Regions from separate parts of the Homo sapiens genome. Here region 2 is linked to region 1. The links are chromatin loops, found by intact Hi-C in ENCODE. Cell type or tissue: OCI-LY7. All regions are shown on one strand. Links, peaks and the distances in the headings refer to the core of each region. The heading gives the core; the rest is flanking DNA. Region 1 overlaps NXT1-AS1 (NXT1 antisense RNA 1). Region 2 has its middle 56 kb from the start of LINC01427.

What was found. Peaks named below come from ENCODE experiments on the same cell type or tissue, not always from the same donor. Only the 100,000 strongest peaks of a DNase experiment are listed, where the experiment ranks them.
Region 2: it touches region 1 in a loop (15-fold over the local background); 45 of 110 quality-filtered maps call a loop at or near these places.

Annotation. Positions count from the first base shown.
Region 1 is chr20:23,338,016-23,343,392 of GRCh38, forward strand. All of the region lies in intron 1 of NXT1-AS1 (NXT1 antisense RNA 1), which reads right to left. Among named protein-coding and RNA genes, the nearest start is that of NXT1, 10 kb to the right of the region's middle. RefSeq lists a silencer at 2,609-2,658. In OCI-LY7, for the core only: CTCF peaks have their summits at 2,685 and 2,887; a DNase peak (open chromatin) is centred at 2,686.
Region 2 is chr20:22,336,487-22,341,863 of GRCh38, forward strand. No RefSeq gene overlaps it. Among named protein-coding and RNA genes, the nearest start is that of LINC01427, 56 kb to the left of the region's middle. In OCI-LY7, for the core only: CTCF peaks have their summits at 2,807 (motif pointing right) and 3,012; a DNase peak (open chromatin) is centred at 2,815.

The DNA of each region.
Region 1 (5,377 bases), core at 68-5,067:
GATTAACTTGCCCAAGATCATGCAGCTGGTAAGTGGCAGAGCCAGCATTTGAACTGAGGATTCTCAGCTCCAGAGGTTTCTATGGACTTGAGTTTGTTCTCATAAATTTTGAGAGGTAATTGCATTCCTTATATATAAAAAGGAACAAGGCAAAAAGTACAATAGAAGAACAGAATACTAGAAAAAAGGACCAGTCAGGAACATGAGATCATGAAAGTAAGCTTAGAAAATAAAGATATAATTGGCCAGATAAGGCAAATAATAAGTCAATAGAAAGGATACACAATAAAGTTATTTGTTTGTTTTTAATTCCCAGGGCACAGGCAAAAAAAAAAAAAAAAAAAAAAAAAGAAAGCAAGCAAGCAAGAGAGAGGCCAAAATTGCAAAAACAAGAGAAAGAGGAGAGAAAGTAAATGGGGGAAAGCCATAAAAAAAATAGAATAACTTTTCCAGAGGATGAAGGAAACCCATACAGACTGGAAAGGTCCAAGGATCATTAGGGAGTGACTCCAGGGGTAAAGGGCTTTTCAAGCAATGAGGGGTGCTCTGGAAAGGCTGGCCCATGAGATGAAGGGATTAAGGCACATTATTTTGTCAACAGCAAAAGCAACAAAGACAAAAACAATTAGGAATTCCAAGAAAAACAAGATCCTGTTCCATAAAGATATAGCCGAATAGAAAGTAAACTAAAATAAGCATGGTGTAAGGAGGGTTGGAAAAGAGAAGGCTGTACACTGGACTTTGAATCTGGGAAAGTCACCCTTTAGGGGGTACAGACATCGTGGGAGAGAACAGAGCAAGTCCTACATGTGTGTGTTTCTATAGTAATCAACAGTTAGGCCTAATAGTGAAAATGCTTCTTATTTCTTTTCAATGCTTAGACTCAATCTAGACAAAGAATAAACCTAATCATCGCTGTAGAACAGAAGGTAAATGTAGTCATCCTTGATGCTGTAAATGTGAAGACAGTTTTTACCATATTATCTAGAATTAGTTTTGATGGCATCTAACTGATGAGCTCAAAATGATGTAAACAAAATAGACTTGTAGTTCTCACTTGCCTAAAAGAGAACTTATCATAGCTCTATGAAATAAAGGGAGCCAAGTCCTTCCACCCTCCTCTCTACCATCCCTAGGATCTGGCCCACATCTGCATGGTCCAAAATAGCAGCCAAAGTGCCAGCCATCACATCTGCATTTCAAGCAGTTGAATGAAGACATGGGAGATGGCCTAGCCTCCCTAGTTTTAGGAAGTCCCACACAACACTTCAAACTACATCTCATCAACCAGATGAGGTATATGCCACAGCTAGTGGGAGAGAAAGTAGGAAGCATGGTCTTCAGGCTGAGTGGCCACACGCAAGTCAGGGTTCTATTTCCACAGGTGGAGGAGAGCATGGAGGTGACAGCAGCTCAAGGGTTAGTCACAGAGATGGGACTTAGGAAGAGATGGTTGAGAGAACTGTTATCCCCGTCCGAGAGGGCAGAGAGTTAGACAACAGTCTCTATCATTGATGGAATAAGAAGCAGAGAGGAATTACATATTTAAAGCTATAAAGGTCATCACTAGAACTAAATCTAATGAAATTAGCTAAGAGACTATTTTGTAAGATTCCATTGTAATAGTCATTGAAGATTGTCCAAAATTGATAAGTCAAGCAATTGAATTACAAGCTCATTATTTAGAATTACAGAGGTAACTGCCAAAAGAACAAAAACATAGGAACAGTTGCAAGTGTTTACCCCACGAGCCTGAATGCGAGGGAAAGCAAGGGGCAGGACAAGAGGTACCTGCTCTCCTTACAAACCTTCTATGCTCTTGGATCTCTGTACCACGAGTTGGAACTTTGGCTTAAATTTTTAAATTAAATTAATGCAGCCTCTGCTTCCACTCGAGGCTGGGGACAGAAGAGAGAACCACTTGGCCTGTTGCTGACAGCTGCCATCCCCCATCCCCATGAAGACAGGGCCCTCAAGGAATGCAGAGGGCAAGGCTGGGGAGGCTTGGGGCATGGCCAGCTCTCCTGTCAGGGTGCCCCTTTCCAACTCAGCAGGGATGAGAATCCTCATCACCCGGAGTGCCCTCCAGGGGCCCACAGCTGGGAGCAGGAAGGGATACTGGGAATATTCCACCTGGGATGACACTCTGATGTCACGGGAGAAGGGGTAGGGTCGTGGGGAGGGGCAGGATCTTCTCGATGCCCCCACCCCTCGCTGGTCATAGGCACTGGCTGGCAAGAACGGGCTGCCTGGGGCCTTGCGCCGGCACCCTGAGCTGATCCCCCACATGCCATCGCGGTCATCCCATTGTACACTGTGCATTCATCGCCTCGGAACCATCCCGGGACAAAGTGCCAAAGTCAGCCATTAGACCAAAATGCTCACCAGGAAGCATTTTTGAGACAGTACCTCAGAATTTGAAATAGAACCACACTAAAAGCTGTGCTGCTTTGGAGAGGCAGAGACCTCTGCTTTCCCAAACCGTTTCTAAAATATCCTAGAGAAAAACAAAAAAGCCTCTCTGAGCAGCCACCTGTCAAGACAAAGGAGATTATCTTGGACTTTTTAAATGCCCTATGTTTGATATAGGGAAGGAACACTTTGGTTTCTTGATCAGAAAAGGTGTCACTCAGATCCTGTCTACAACGCAAGCAGAGCGGCTCTTGTCAAAGGCTAGACCACCCTCGTGTGGCTGCTTCTGTGAATGGCAATTCAGATTTGAAGAGCAAGACAGATCAGACAGCTTCAAAAGCGGGAAAACTGGCTGGGCGCAGTGGCTCATGCCTGTAATCCCAACATTTTGGGAGGCCGAAGCGGGCAGATCACCTGAGGTCAGGAGTTTGAGATCAGCCTGGCCAACACGGCGAAACCCCATCTCCACTAAAAATAGAAAAATTAGCTGGGCAAGGTGGCACATGCCTGTAGTCTCAGCTACTCGGGAGGCTCAGGCACAAGAATTGCTTGAACCCAGGAGGTGGAGGTTGCAGTGAGCTGAGATCACGCCACTGCACTGCAACCTGGCAACAGAGCGAGACTCCGTCTCAAAAAAAAAAAAAAAAAAAGGAAAACTAAGCTCAACAGTCAAGGCTGAACTAATTGCAGAAGAGTGTAAAATAATAATTTACTTCATTAAAAAAGCTGCAGAGCACTTTTCAACCCAGGCTACTTTTATTCTCTAGTCAAGAGCAGTTGTTTTCAAAGTGTGGTCCCGGCTTTCCAGTATGACTAGAAATTGGTTAGAAATGCAAATTCTGGCCTCCCTTGGCCCTGCTATGTCTGAAACTTTGAAGCTAAGGCTCTGGCACCCTAGTGTTAGCAAGGATTCTGACGCTCCCTCACTTTGAGAACTGTAGTTTGCATTAGATTTGTTACTGTCTGGCACCAAAAGAGAGCTGTTAGCCAAGGCATTGACCCTTCAAGGGACCAGGAAAACCCATCTAGACATTCTTCAGGTGTTTCAACAGTGAGAGAAAGTCCTTTCTTTGCTCCCTAGCTTAGACAGAGTCCCCAGCAGCAGCCCCTGAGACAACAATTGCACTGCAAGCCACTTATTTGAGAGGTGATCCCAGGGGCACCTGTTGGGGTATGGGGATGTGAGGTAGGGCAGGGGGAAGCCAGTACAGGGGCAGCACTGCAGGTGCCTGGCTCAGTCCCTGGGGAGCTCCGGGATGATGCGGGGTGTGCCTCAGAGATGTCCTGCCTGAGGGACTGGAAGGGTTGGAACCCTCCAATTCCCATCTGTCCTTACTGAAGGATGCTCTTGGGTGTTAACTCTGGGCATTCCTGCCCTGCCATGAGTAAGGTCCAAGACTGTGGCCAGAAAACCCTGGTCTGGAAAGGAGTGAAGAGGGTATCTCACTGTCTGCTCCACTCAGCTTTCCCAGGCTGCAGGGGGAGACAAAAAGTGCTTGCCGCTCACTTCTGAGCTCTCAAGACTCTTTGATTCCTTATTCAAAGCCCACTCATCAATCAAGGCCTCTCTCAAGTCCCATCTTTGCCAAGCACCTCAGCATCTCCCACTTGGGAGCAGCCTCTCTCCGCACACAGACCAGCCCTCAGATCCATGCATCACTAAAACGTCTCTGCTGATGCTGGGCAAACCAGGGCCTCGCCCTGGGCCCACACGGCCTGGCCGAACACTGGGGAGAGAGCGAGAAATGAATGCCACAAAAGGGGCACAGGAATGTTCAGAGGGGGGAACACCACAGACCTTTCCACAAAGTGGGATGGCTGTAAAGAGAAGGTGGCATCTGAGCCAGTCCCTGAAGGATAGCGGAAATGTGTGCAGAAATGGGGGCAAGGTACACAAGGCAGAGAGGGCAGCCTAAGGACTGCGGCAAGCAGCATGGATTCCGCGTGGCCGAAACATGGCACGGGGGAGAATGGTGGGAACCCAGCTCATGTCTTATTATGGAGGGCCTCGGGTCTGGGACCCTAGTCTAGGATATGGGGAGCTCACAAGTAGGGATACTGCAGAGTGAGAGTTGTGCCCCAGGCAAGTCCCTTTGAGGAGCATGTGTGTTTCAGGACCAGAAAAGTCAGTGACCCGTTAAGAGAGGAAGAGAAGATGGGAGTGGAGTTGGGGTAATTGTGCCACAAGAGCTGCACCCACTACTCAGGCATTCTTCAGGTATCCACATGCCAACATCAGGGAGCAGGTACCCTGATTTTACAGGCTCAGAGGGTTAGATCATTCACAGGAGGTCACGCAGGTCTATCTGACTCCAAGTTCGCATGCTCTTTCTGCTCTATCCACCAGGATTGTTCAAATGGCCCCAGAGAAAGACAGCTGAGCCCAAACTCCAGACCCACAGTAGGAGCTGCAGGGGCATAAGCGACTCAGCAAGGCTGAAGTAAGTGTGAGCCTCAGAGCATGAGAGGAATGGCTGGCCCCAGCCCCCAGTCCTGAATCAGGAGGAAGGGACACAGACACTGGCCCCAGCCCTCAGCTCTCAGAGTCAGGAGGAAGGGACATATGGCAGCTAGGAGACAAAGCATCTAGAAGCAGAGGAACCCAGTGGCCATGAGGTCACGAAAGTCACCTCCAGTCACTTGGACCAGAAGACATGCCTTTGGGCAGCTGGCATGTCAACTGAGCCTCGAGGAAAGAGAATTTTTTTTTTCTGTTTAATAATTTCTTGAGGTGAAGTTTATATAAAATGGGCTATTTTAATGCAAACAATTCAACGGCTTTTAGCAGTTTCACAATATCGTCCAACCTCTATCAGTTCCAGAACATTTTCATGACTCAAAAGCCTGGTACCCATGAAGCTGCTTCTCCCCGTTCCTCCCTGCCCACAGCCCCTGGCAAACATCATTCGGCATTCTCTCTGCAGATTCACCTATTCTGGATATTCCACAGAAATGGAATCCTACA
Region 2 (5,377 bases), core at 223-5,222, 1.0 Mb before region 1:
GGGCCAGGCCTTTCTGACAAGTTGTGAATAAGCTGTACTTTCTGGAATAAGGACAGAGGCACCAGAACTCTAATGCACAAAGCTCATTGTAGAAAAGGCTACACATCCTAGGCCCACACGACCTTGTTTGGAAGTGCAAACCCAGCTACTCCACAGGCTGTAGCATTCTCTTGGACATGGATGGGTACACATTCTGGAATGGTTCCTCAAACCTCCATTTTACAAAACTAAAGCTACCATCAAGGGTTCTATTGGCCAAGTCGTGTAAATTGTTCCTGGAGGCTTTGCTTTCTGGGGAAATTCAGATCCATCACTGCCCCTATCTTTGGGCTTCAGAATGTTTCCACCTATTTGAATCTATTCCCATCTGTGTGCTCACTGCCTGGACAGTGTGGAGGTTTGGGGGACTGTGTGTCTCCAGGTTGGCTATAAGTTAACCTAGAATTTAATTTGGGTCTTTGGATGTCTCTTTAGAGTAAAACTTCGTGGATAATTATGAAAGTCAAAGATCCTTGAAATGCCTGCTCTTCCTTTGCAGCCTGGTTGGTTAGATAGACTCCAAAGGAGAAAATTAATTTTGAGGAATAACAACCAAAACTTAGAATGTGACTTTGCTCTTCTAATCCTTATAGAAAATATGTAAGATGTGGACTATTACTGATCCCCACTTGACAGAGAAGAAACTAAACCTTGGAGAGGTTTGGCAAATTTCCCAAGGTCATGAACCTGGTAAGTCACAGCAACAGGATCCACCATGAGGGTCATCTCGTGGCCTGTCCTATAAAGGCCATTCATTTGCAGGAAAGGTCTAGGAAGGCAAGGAAACCAATGTTTGCCAGGGCTTACTGTGAGTTAGATATGTCTACTCTTGAACATGCAGAAACACCAGAAAAGACTATTGATCCAGCAAAGCGAAATTTGTTTCACCTGCTGCATTTGCGGAGGGCAGTTGGGGGAGCCTCTGAGCATAGGGTCTCAGAACGGGGAAGTCAGGAAAGGATGTTTACTGGGTTTTAGTGAGAAGGCGGTAGTAATTTTTAAGGTCGATTTTGGAAGGTGGGAAGCCACTGGGTTTGGGCAGAGTTTCTGACCAACTATAGATTGGTAGCACAGCAAGATGAAGGAAGTGAAATGAACTAGTGTTAGTCTTGATAAGGAAACAATGTAATTGGTGCAGAGTCTTAATTTCAGGAGAAATTCCTGGATGTGATTTTTGCTTGTTCTCAGCATTGCAGGTAAGTCATTTTTGCTTGTTCTCCATATTGTTTACCAAGGCCATCTGCTTTCAGTTCTCAGGCACTAGGGGCAGACCAGTAGCTAGAAACAGACAAGATTCCTGCTCTCAAGGAGCCATGTCCCTGTTAGGTAGCCACTGTTCTTATTAGACAGTGTAGAAAAGAACGGGAGATGAATAATGATATTCCAATTTCCACACATAAGTGAAAGCTGGGTCTGGGATTTGAAGTTGAGACTTAAATTTTGGTTCTTTGAACTCCTAGCCTCTGCAATGGTAACACTCAGTCAAGAACATTCTCCACTCCATTCTTCTCTGCTCTCCCAGTAAAATACCCAGAGCAGGGTCATCACAGAGGGAAGACCAGGACTCTTGGGATCTCACAGAGATACTTGACCCCATGCTCATAGCAGCATTATTCACAATAGCCAAGGTATAGTAGAAAGAGCCTAAATCCCATCTGTGATGCATGGATAAAAAGAATGTGGTATACACTTACAGTGGAGTATTATTCAACCTCCAAAAAGGAAGATAATTCTGTAATCTGTGACAACATGGATGGAGCTGGAGGACATTATGTTAAGTGAAATCAGCCAGGCACAGAAAGACAAATATCACGTGATCTCACTTATACATGGAATCCAAAATAGTGAAACTGTAAAAGTCAAGGGTGTAATGGTGGTTTCCAGGGGCTGCGGGGGGAAGCAGAGGTGTTGATCAAAGGTGGAAAGTTTCAGCCAGGCGAGAGGAGTAGGTTCTGGAGACTGTGGTGCAGGATAGTGCCAACAGCTAATGATGCAGTATTGCATTCCTAAGATTCTCTAAGAGGGTAGAGCTTATATGACGCGTTCTTATAATAATAATAATAGGGGTGAGAAGAAACTTCGAGAGGTCTAGACATTTAATTATGTATAGCTTTATACATATTAATTTTACCTCAATAAAGTGATTTTTGAAAAAGAAAAGAAAATCCTCCTTGTGGAAATTTACAGAGGATGATTCCAGAAAGATACTATATCATAGACTATCAATCATTTGGCTTATCTCTCAAGCTCTTATAAACAGTAGGAATATTAATGGACTTTATTAACCTATAGGTCAATGAATTTTAATTTATTTAATTATCTTTAAATTTTCCTTGACAGGAGGAGAAAATAAGTAGGGCTTATTGAACAATAAAGAACATTTATTTTATATCAAAGTATAGGTCCCTATGCAGCCTTTATTTTATCTTTAATATTCAGAAGTGAATCCACAATGGCTTTCCTTCTTACTTATATGGCAACCAAAACTGTATGACATGGCAAAATATCACAAAACAGAAGCTAGAAGTTGAAGCTGTAATAAAAACTACCAGAATATGTGAATAATCTGATTTTTTAAATGGAATGACAGCACCTATGGTGTGGCTTTTCTTGCTAAACAGAGACACATTTTTATCCCTACAAATGGTGTCATGTATTTTTTTTCAGTCAGTTGTGTCATATTCTGGCTTCATACTTTTTTCCATGCTCATTTAAGGCCATGGAGTTGTCTAATACCTGTTAAGATCTTGGATAGTTTTGACCACCAGGAGGCGTGTTAGACCAGCAAATTGACACTTCGTCACTAGCGTCCATCCTTGAACACTTCGGAAGATTAAAGGTTAAAGATGAACGTGAGCCTCACTGAAAGTGATTGTAGAGAGATAAAGAGAAGGATTATAATTTTCAAAAGAAACTCTGAGGGTTTTTTTGTTTTGTTTTGCTTTTCAATTCAGCTCAAACCAAATGGTTGCTTTTTTTCCGTTTTTGTAAACTTGCGTCATGTACCTGTGAATTTCGGGCAGGGGCTGAGGTGTGGGGAGCTCTGCTGAAACTTTAAAGCAGAGTCGTGATTCTCTGCCCCCCTCCATTACAAAAGGCAGGCAATAATGTAAATAGAACGTTAGACAGGCTGTGGTTTGTGCTCAGCTGCTCAGGGTTTGCAGGACTGCTGCTTCCAGGAATCTAGCTTTCTCCAGGCTCAGCCTCAATTCAAGTAAGGCTGGACTGGCAGGACTAAATAGAAACTTACCCACTTTTGTTACCTCTTTTCTGAGTCCAGCAGGGAGGCAATCTTAGATCGTAGAAATTACTGCCCTACAGAAATGCCGATGTCCAGAGAGAAAGTGGCATGTCTAGTGCTGTTAATTTCACTACTGCTTTGTGTTATCGCTTTAATAAGATAGGGACTTATCCCAGCGGGGGCTGGGAGTAATGCCATTATTAAATGATTTTCTCTTGGCTCCAAACCCACCTTTCTATATCCTGCCTTGTGATGCCAGCACTGGGACTCTGCAAACTGCAGTTGGGCTTGGCCAGATGCTCCTGGCAAGGGGACGCTAGAGTGAGGCCGCAAATCTGGAGGGAGAGGGGCCCGACCGTTCCTCCTGAGGACTTCCTCCTCCTCCCAGCATCTCTCCAGCAAGGCCGCTTCCACCCAGCAGTGGCAGTTCCTTCCCACTGTTGCAGCTGAATCATGTTTGTAGTTTTCCAAAACTCACAAAACCAGCCCTATCATGCCCTCTTAGAGACTTCAGCTTACCCTTGCATAACTCCAAGTCCAAAGCCTGTGCAAAACAGTTCAGCTGACTTGGAAGGGAGATTGGCAGTTTCTTACAAAAGTAATCATATTGTTACCCTGTGAAGCAGCAGGCAGGCTCTTTGATATTTGCCCAGATAAGTTGAAAACTTGTGTCTCTACAAAAAAACTACATGAGAATGTTTATGCCAACTTTATTCATAATTGCCAAAATTTGGATACAACCAAGATGTCCTTCAACAGCGAGTGGATAAACAGACTGTAGTACATCCAGACGATGGAATATTATTCAGTAATAAAAAGAAAAAGCTAACCAGCCACAGAAAAAGACATAGAGGAACCTTAAACGCATATTGATAAAGAAAGAAGTCAATCTGAAAAGGCTGCATACTGTATGATTTCAACGATATGACATTCTGGAAAAGCCAAATCTATGGAGAAGTAAAAAGAGTAGTGTTTGTCAGAGGTTCAGCTGGGGTGGGGTTGTTGGGGATGAGTAGAGGGAGGGATGAATAGGTACAGGAGAGACAATTTTTTAATTTTTATTTTTTTAAGACGGGGTCTTATTCTGTCACCCAAGCTGAAGCATGATCATAGCTCACTGCAGCCTTGAACTATGGGACTCAAGGGATCTCCCATTGCAGCCTCCAGAATAGCTGAGACCACAGGCACACACCACCACACAAGCTTAGCACAGGAGATTTTTAGGGCAGTTAAAAGTATTCTGTATGGTACCCTATGGTGGATGCATGTCATTATGCATTTGTCAAAACCCATAGGATGTACCCAAGAGTGAACCCTAATGTGAACTCTGGACTTAACTATGGACTTTAATGAATAATAACATAACAATATTGGCTCATCAATTATAACAAATGTACCACATCATTGCAAGATGGTAATAATAAGGGGAGTGGGGGGGTGCAGGAGCATATGGGAACTTGATACCATCTACTCAATTTTCCAAAAACCTAAAACTGCTCTAAAAATAGTCTATTAATTAATTATTTAAGAACTCAAAGAAACAAAAGCCTTGGCAGTGTTTTTTACATTGATCAGTTATGTGCCCCACCATGGCTGGTCCAGGCCTGAGTCTCTCTTGCTCCACTCTTAGCATCTCCTGTGTGTATTTCGTCAAACCCATGTCAACTGTGTGGGCCACTCTCTGAACTCCTCCCTCTCCATGAGCTCCCAGGATTTTCTAGTTCCCTGGAGTCCCTTTTTAGGTCTTCTGGCAACAAAGCTGGAATTTTAGTTACTTGGTTCTGTGTGTACTTCAGCAACTGCATCTGCATCGAGTGCCGAGGGATAAAAGTAACAGACAAAAAAAAAAAATCACCAGCAGTTTCAGCACTTTAAGTTCCAGTCCTCTTCTATGAGTCACTTTTCAGAGTCCTCACAGCTGCCCTGTGCCTTATGTTCAGGTTTTATAGCGACATCCGCTGAGCAAGATGAGTGGCATGTGCTTATCCCATTATACGTGGGACCAGGACTTCTTATTATTTAGATATTCACATGACCAGTGCCAAATGGATATATCGGCTATAACATAAAGTGACCTGCACCTCTCAAAAATGCCAA